2 separate regions of the Homo sapiens genome follow, and region 1 is linked to region 2. The links are chromatin contacts, found by Hi-C or POLR2A ChIA-PET in ENCODE. All regions are on one chromosome and are shown on one strand. Each heading gives the region's core, a stretch centred on a gene start or an enhancer-like site at or near the end of the contact. The rest is flanking DNA. Distances are from core to core; before and after follow the strand shown.

Evidence for each region. A loop is a pair of places that touch in the nucleus more often than their neighbours do. ChIA-PET counts read pairs that join two places held with the same protein, here RNA polymerase II (POLR2A). Pooled maps may share reads with other maps.
Region 1: a pooled map shows a loop between it and region 2 (5-fold over the local background). The contact joins the promoter of RIMS3 here to the promoter of PPT1 in region 2. A Hi-C loop is called at or near these places in 1 of 37 single-sample maps with no recorded cell type and 7 of 50 pooled maps. POLR2A ChIA-PET finds 5 or more read pairs at or near these places in 1 of 52 experiments (H1).

What each region holds. Positions count from the first base shown.
Region 1 is chr1:40,664,081-40,667,426 of GRCh38, forward strand. RIMS3 (regulating synaptic membrane exocytosis 3) reads right to left here and starts at 1,602. Exons shown (of 8, transcript NM_014747.3): 1 at 1,314-1,602. It overlaps LOC105378675 (a long non-coding RNA gene), which reads left to right. Exons shown (of 2, transcript XR_947238.3): 2 at 1,908-3,346. RefSeq lists a silencer at 1,318-1,747.
Region 2 is chr1:40,095,376-40,098,743 of GRCh38, forward strand. PPT1 (palmitoyl-protein thioesterase 1) reads right to left here and starts at 1,877. Exons shown (of 9, transcript NM_000310.4): 1 at 1,740-1,877. The coding sequence starts at 1,863. RefSeq lists an enhancer at 1,612-1,741.

The DNA of each region.
Region 1 (3,346 bases), core at 352-2,851, 570 kb after region 2:
GTCGGATAAGTGTAGAACCCCAGGGCTGGAAGTCCCTAAGCAAGGCAGTCAGGAACAGAAGGCAGGGAAGGGGTCTGTGGGCCCTAAACAAACAACAAAGGGCATGGTGCTTGGTTTAAGCACAGGGCACATGGGTCACCTCCCCAGCACATCCCTGCCAACCCACCCACCCCGCCTCCCAACCAAGAATGCCCCATTAGGCTACCCACATGCCCCCAGGGACAGTTGGCAGCTGCCTGATTACAGACTAATTGGTGGCTGGCAGCAACTATGGTGGGGTGGGGGAGATGGCTCATTAACCCCTTGTTGACCAGGCCCAATCCTCCTCCCATGACTTCAGGCCCCAAACCCAAGGAACCCAGACTTAAGAAGTCATCATGGATAGAGGACAGGACCAAAGGAGCAGCAGCCTTCTTCCCTACATCCTGATAACACCCCTGGGGCTAGGGTTGGACACATATTCACCCAGGTGTCCAAGCCCTGAAGGACCACATTGAAACAGGCCCCAAGTGGCAGTGCCAGCCAATGCCCCCTGTTCTCCAGCCTTGATATGCCATTGCCCACCCCATTCCAGGATCCTTCCTGAGCCTTCAGGACCAGGACACTGAAGAAACCCACTCCTCAGGGCTGAGTTGTCCAGAGGTGATGGGGACATGGAGTCCAGGTACCCAGGCGGCCAGTCAGGGAAGAGCTCCTCCCTATGAATGAGAGCATGCCCAAGTTGCCCATCAAGGGTCCTGCCAAGCCTCCCTGAACCCTGGGCTCTGCACCATGCTGCTGACCAACTGCATTCCCAGCTTCCCAAAGCCCCCTCTTCCCACCCCAGGGCTGGAGTAAGCAGCACTCCTTTTCTTTTATGGGGTGGAGGGGGTCCTCTGGACACCACAACGGTGTCACGTTGAGGAAAAAGTGGCTGCTTCTCAACCAGGGCACAGGCAGAAGGGAGAAAAGCAGGCTGCCTTCCAGCTCCCTTTCCAGGAGGGATTTTAAGCACTTTCCAAAAATGCCATGCCAGGCAATGCTGTTGAAGACCAGGGCCCCAGGAGCTCTGAGCATCAGCAAAGAACTCAAGACTCTGGGCCCCCTTCCCCATTTTCCAGGCTTCCCCAAACACCCCACGTCCCTCTCTCATCCCTTAGTCCCCTCCCCAGAGCCCTCTCACACCCTGTGTTCATCCCCCCACCCCCGCCCCTGCACACTCACATACCTACGTTGCGCTTCATGGCCAGAGCCCCCCTCCCCCCGTGGTCCTCCAGACCTCTGCAGCCCCCTCCCCACGTCCACTCCCAGGCGAGCAAGGCCTGCTGACTTACCCGGAGGTGGGGCCGGGGTCCAGACAGGGAGGGGGCCTCCACAGGCCGAGGCGGCTCCGCAAGGCGGGGCAGGTGCTGCCCCGGGACCCCGCCCCGCGAACCCGGCAGTAGGCGCGGCCCGGCCCCAGGCTGGCGCGGACTCCGAGTGGATAGGCACGCGGGGCGGGGAGGGGCGGCGAGGGAGGCTCACGGGGGCATCGCCCGCCACCACGGGGGCAGCTCCGCTCCGCCCGCCTGCGCTGCCGGCTCCGCAGCAGCCACCGTTTTCAGTCGCCGCCGGGTGCAAAGCCCAAGCTTGGGCCGGCGGGAGGCGAAGGGGAGGCGGGGCCTGCCGGGGGCGGGGCCGCGTGGATGGGCGGGGCCAGTGGGCCGGACCTTGGTGGTGGGCGGGGCCTAGGGGAATCCGGGGAGTTTGGCTTGCCGGGTTGTGGTTGGGGGACCTACATTAATGAGGCTTCCAAGAAGCGGGGTCTGGGGAAGCCTCATTCCTCTCCGTGTCCCTAGGACTCTCTTGCCTCCTGCCCGGCCTCCCCTCTCCACCACCTACCCTATCTGTTCTTTCTCATCCTTCCTTTTCTTTGGGGCACCTCCCAGGACCTCACAGGCACCACGGCGCCCCCTGCCCTGCCCTGCCCTGAAGCAGTTCCAGGAACGTCAGATGGTAAGAGAAGAAACGACTTACAAACGTCAAGTCCATTTTACAGATGGAAAATCTGAAGCTCAGATAGGAGAAAAGACTTGCCCAAGTGCCTGGTATGAAGAGAAAGACTTTATAATGTCCCTTTCAGACAGAAGGAAGTAGAGTGGCCGGCCCTGAAGCCCAAGTTAACCTGCTTCCCCTGCGCTCTCTACTTCTAGAGCAATGGTTTTAAACTTGGGGCGATTTTGCCCCCCAGGGAACATTCGACCATGTCTGGAGACATTTTTGGTTTTCCCAACGAGGAGGTTGCTACTGGCGTCTCATGAGAAGAGACCAGGGATGCTGCTACACGCCTTCAATGCACAGGACAGCCCCTGCGCCAGAGAATTGTCAGGCCCGAAATGTCAGCAGGTTTCTGAGGTTGAGAAACTCTGTTCTAGGGCCTGGCATCTGCCTATATAAACTTCCAAATAGACTCCTGGAGTCCTGGGTTCTTCTGCAGCCCGGGAGGATACTGTATGAAGTCTTTCCTAGGGTCGTGCCTGCCCCAACTTGTATATTTAACCTTGCTTAGGACTGGTCAGTTCCACTCTTGGGCTCCAGTGTTTTGAATTCCACCCACTGACAGAGAGGACAGAATAATTAATATTTGCTGGAGGCATGTAAAACCAGTAGTCTCCCTGCTGAGGGCATGAATTAAAATGTAAATGGGAGCTGGGTGCGGTGGCTCATGCCTGTACCAGTGTTTTGGGAGGCCAAGGTGGGTGGATTGCTTGAGGCTGGGAGTTCGAGATCAACCTGGCCAACATGGTGAAACCCCATCTCTACTAAAAATACAAAAATTAGCCAGGTGTGGTGGCACACAACTATAGTCCCAGCTACTCGGGAGGCTGAGGTACGAGAATCACTTGAACCCAGGAGGCGGAGGTTGCAGTGAGCCGAGGTCGCACCACTGCACTCCAGCCTGAGTGACAGGGGGAACTCTGTCTCAAAAAAAAGTAAATGGGGAGTGGGAAGGTGGGGAGAAAAAGGAAAATTATTGGGATTAAAGGATCCTCCTGGGGATTGCTAGGAGGCATAGTCATCCTACGCCTTCCCTTCTCACCTGGTCTGTGAGAAGCATAAACTGAGGCCCTACAATGTGAAAAGCCTCAAAGTGCGTTCCATAGCTGGTCAGAGGTGGAGCTGGGGCTCCTGATTATATTTACATATTAATTAAAGCTTTGTTATCAGCTATTCTACCTCAGGCCTAGGCCTGGACTAGGGCCTGGGTGGTAGAATGGGTTACTCTGGAGCAGCAAGGGGGACTAGATTAGGGGAGGTGGGATGGAGGCCAGGGCAGGACCTGGAACGAGGGTGGAGGTGAGGGGTGGGAGCACAGAGAGGAATCAGG
Region 2 (3,368 bases), core at 627-3,126:
TTTAACTACTAGCTGTATGCCGAAGACTCCCTACTTAAATCTCCAACCCGTATCTCTGTCCTAGACTCCACACTCCAAATGCCTCTACAACATCTCCTGGGTGTCTCATGAGGATCTCAAGTTTAGTAAGCCCAAAAGCAGACTCTTGATCTTTCCCCCACCCTAAGTCAGCTTGTCCTACAGGCTTCCCCATCTTGGTAAAATGAAAACTTCACCCTTCCAATTGTTCAGGCCAAAACCTGTGGAGTCATCTTTGGCTCCTTTCTTTCTCTCTTATTCCAAGTCTGATCTGTTAGCAATCCACCTTCAAAATCTATCCAAACTTTGACCACTTCTCAACACCTCTACTGTTACTCTACAGTTCCAAGTCATCATCTCTTGTTTAAATTATTGCAATAGTTTCCTAACCTGTCTCCCTGTGACCATCCATGACGCCCTACGATCTATTCTTAATACAGCAACTAAAGTGATTCTTTAAAAATGTGTCAGATCATGTCACTCATCTGCTCAAAAAGTTCCCCATGACACTCTAGCCAAAGTCCCTGCATTAGTCTTACTAGGCCCAATAACTTCTGTACCTGCCCCTCCCTTCCAAACTAAACTCCTAACTTCTTCCCCTTGCTTACTCATTTCCAGCCACGCTGATCTGAATGCTGTCCCTTGAACACACCAGACATACTTCCACATCAGGGCTTTCCCATTTACTGTTCCTTCTACCAGACAGCCAAATGGCAACTGTCCTCATCTACCTCAGTTTTGTACTCAGATGTCACTTTTTCAATGAATTCTTTCCCAACTTTGCTTTATTAAAAGTGCAAGCCCCCACCTCCAGTTTTTATCCTACACCCTACTATATTTTTCTCTGTTGCACATATCACCATTTGATATGTTATGTTTTACTTGTTAATTTCTTTATAATCTGCTTCTCCTACTGGAGAGTAGGTTCCAAAAGAACAAAGAATTTAGTCTGTTTAGTTCCCTACTGTATCCTCAGCACCTAGTAGGTGCTCAATAACTGTGTTAAATGAATATAGGTTGAGCATCCTAATCTGAAAATGGGAAACCCAAAATCTGAAAGTTTTTCAGCGCAGACATGATGCCACAAGTGGAAAATTCCACACCTGACCTCATGTGATGGGTTGCACAAAATTATTTAAAATATTGCATAAAATTACCTTCCAGCTATGTGTATAAGGTGTATATGAAAAATAAATAAATTTCCTGTTTACACTTGGGTCCCACCCCCCAGATCTCTTGTATATATGCAAATATTAAAAAAAAAAAAATCCGAAATGCTTCCCAGTCCCAAGCATTTCAGATAAGGGTTACTCAATTTGTAAATGAACTGTAGGTGCCTAACAAATCTCTGTTCAATGTGTGAAGGAATAAATAAAAGGGTAGATGCGCCAGTCATATAGCCAGCCGCAGCTCACCTAGCCTGACCAAGTGAGAGATGCTGCATCCTGACGCCACTACTGTAAGGATTAATCAAGGACAGCATGTAAAACTTCAACGCCGTGCGCGGCTCTCTCTTTCCTTCCCCTTCTCTCTTTCCAGTGAAGGGGACGGCTCCTTCCCCTTCTCTCTTTCCAATGCAGATCCTTCAAATCCTAAAATGTCGAGGCAGCCGCGTGCTGTGGGACCACGTCCTCGCCCTCTACACCCGCATTTTGCAGATGCGAACCCAGGCTAGGAAGAGAGAGAATCGCCAAACCCTTTTAAATTTCTCACTCACTCACCCATCCCATGCCAGATCACCAACGGCAGCGGCGCCGGCGGGTCCAGATGCTGCAGCGCCCGAGAAGCGCAGGTCCATGGCAGGAGAGCCACAGCCAAGAGCCACAGGCAGCCGGGCGACGCCATCTTCGCTGTGTCACATGACCGCGGGCGCGAGACTCCGGGAACCGCGCTCCGCCCGCCTGGGCGTGGCGCCGCCGGTTGCAGATCGCAACCTGCGCATCCCGAACGGATGCCCAGCCTGATGGGCGTCGGCCCTACCCTGGAGCTTTCAGCGCGACAGGTCCCCCGCCAGACCCCGCTGGCCGAGTGGGGCTCTGCGCTCTCGTAGACCGCCCTCTGCGGTGAATCAAAATAATTGCTAACATATATTCAGTGCTGATCAGATGCTATCAGGCACTATTCTTACAACCTTTAACTAATTCACTCTTCATAACAATGCTGTATGCACTTCTCCCCCTGACAGGTGAGGACACTGAGGCACTGCGAATTGGCACTGAGTAAGGTGCCCAAGGTCACAGAGATAGCAAATTGGTGGTTCCAAAGTCGTTGCTCTTCACCACTGCCCTGTACTGCCTTTGCAAGAAACATGCACAGAGGAAGGAAGAAAGAAGGAGGGACGGTTTCCAGCCAGGACCAATCATGGCAGGGTGTGGGGTTTGTTCTGGATATTGAAGGAGAGGTAGGATTTCAACAAGCAAAGATGAAATTCAGAAGGACTGAGATGAGCTAAGGTAGAGAGGAGAAAGACAACTGTGTTTTCTAGAAATGTCGGGACTTCAAGACGGACGAAAGCATATGTTGGATGCATAAGAGTGAGGGGGAAACCCATGGCCACTAACTGGCCTAATCTCAGCTGGATTATTTCAAGGGTCTCTCATCAACCATTTCCTTTTCCATTCTCTCCTCTTTAATTCATTTTATGCTCTATTGCCACATTCATCCCTCAATCCACCTTCATAATATCAGTTCCCTGCTCAAGTTTTTTTTCAACAAAACATCAAAAAATAGTTTAAATAATTTATAAAGAAATTAGAGTGTATCCACTATACAATGGAATAATATGAGGCCAGTTTTATAAAAAATGAGTATAGGGCCGGGCGCGGTGGCTCACTCCTGTAATCCCAGCACTTTGGGAGGCTGAGGTGGGCAGATCATCTAAGGTAGCGAGTTCGAGACCAGCCTGACCAACATGGAGAAATCCCGTCTCTACTAAAATTACAAAATTAGCCGGGTGTGGTGGCGCATACTTGTAATCCCAGCTACTCAGGAGGCTGAGGCAGGAGAATCTCTTGAACCCGGGAGGCAGAGGTTGCGGTAAGCTGAGATCATACCATTGTACTCCAGCCTGGGCAACAAGAGCAAAACTCTGTCTCAAAAAATAAGAATAAAAAATAAATAAAAAGAGAGTACAGCCCAGGCAGCATAGCAAGACCCCATCTCTACAAAAAAAAAATTTTTTTTTAATTAGCCAGGGGTGGTGGTATGTGCCTGTAATCCTAGCTACTGGGGAGGCTAAGGTGGGAGGATCACTTGAGCCCAGGAGTTCAAGGCTGCATTGAGCTATGATCTCGCCATTGCACTGAGCTATGATCTCGCTGTTGCCCTGGGCAACAGTGAGACCCTGTCTC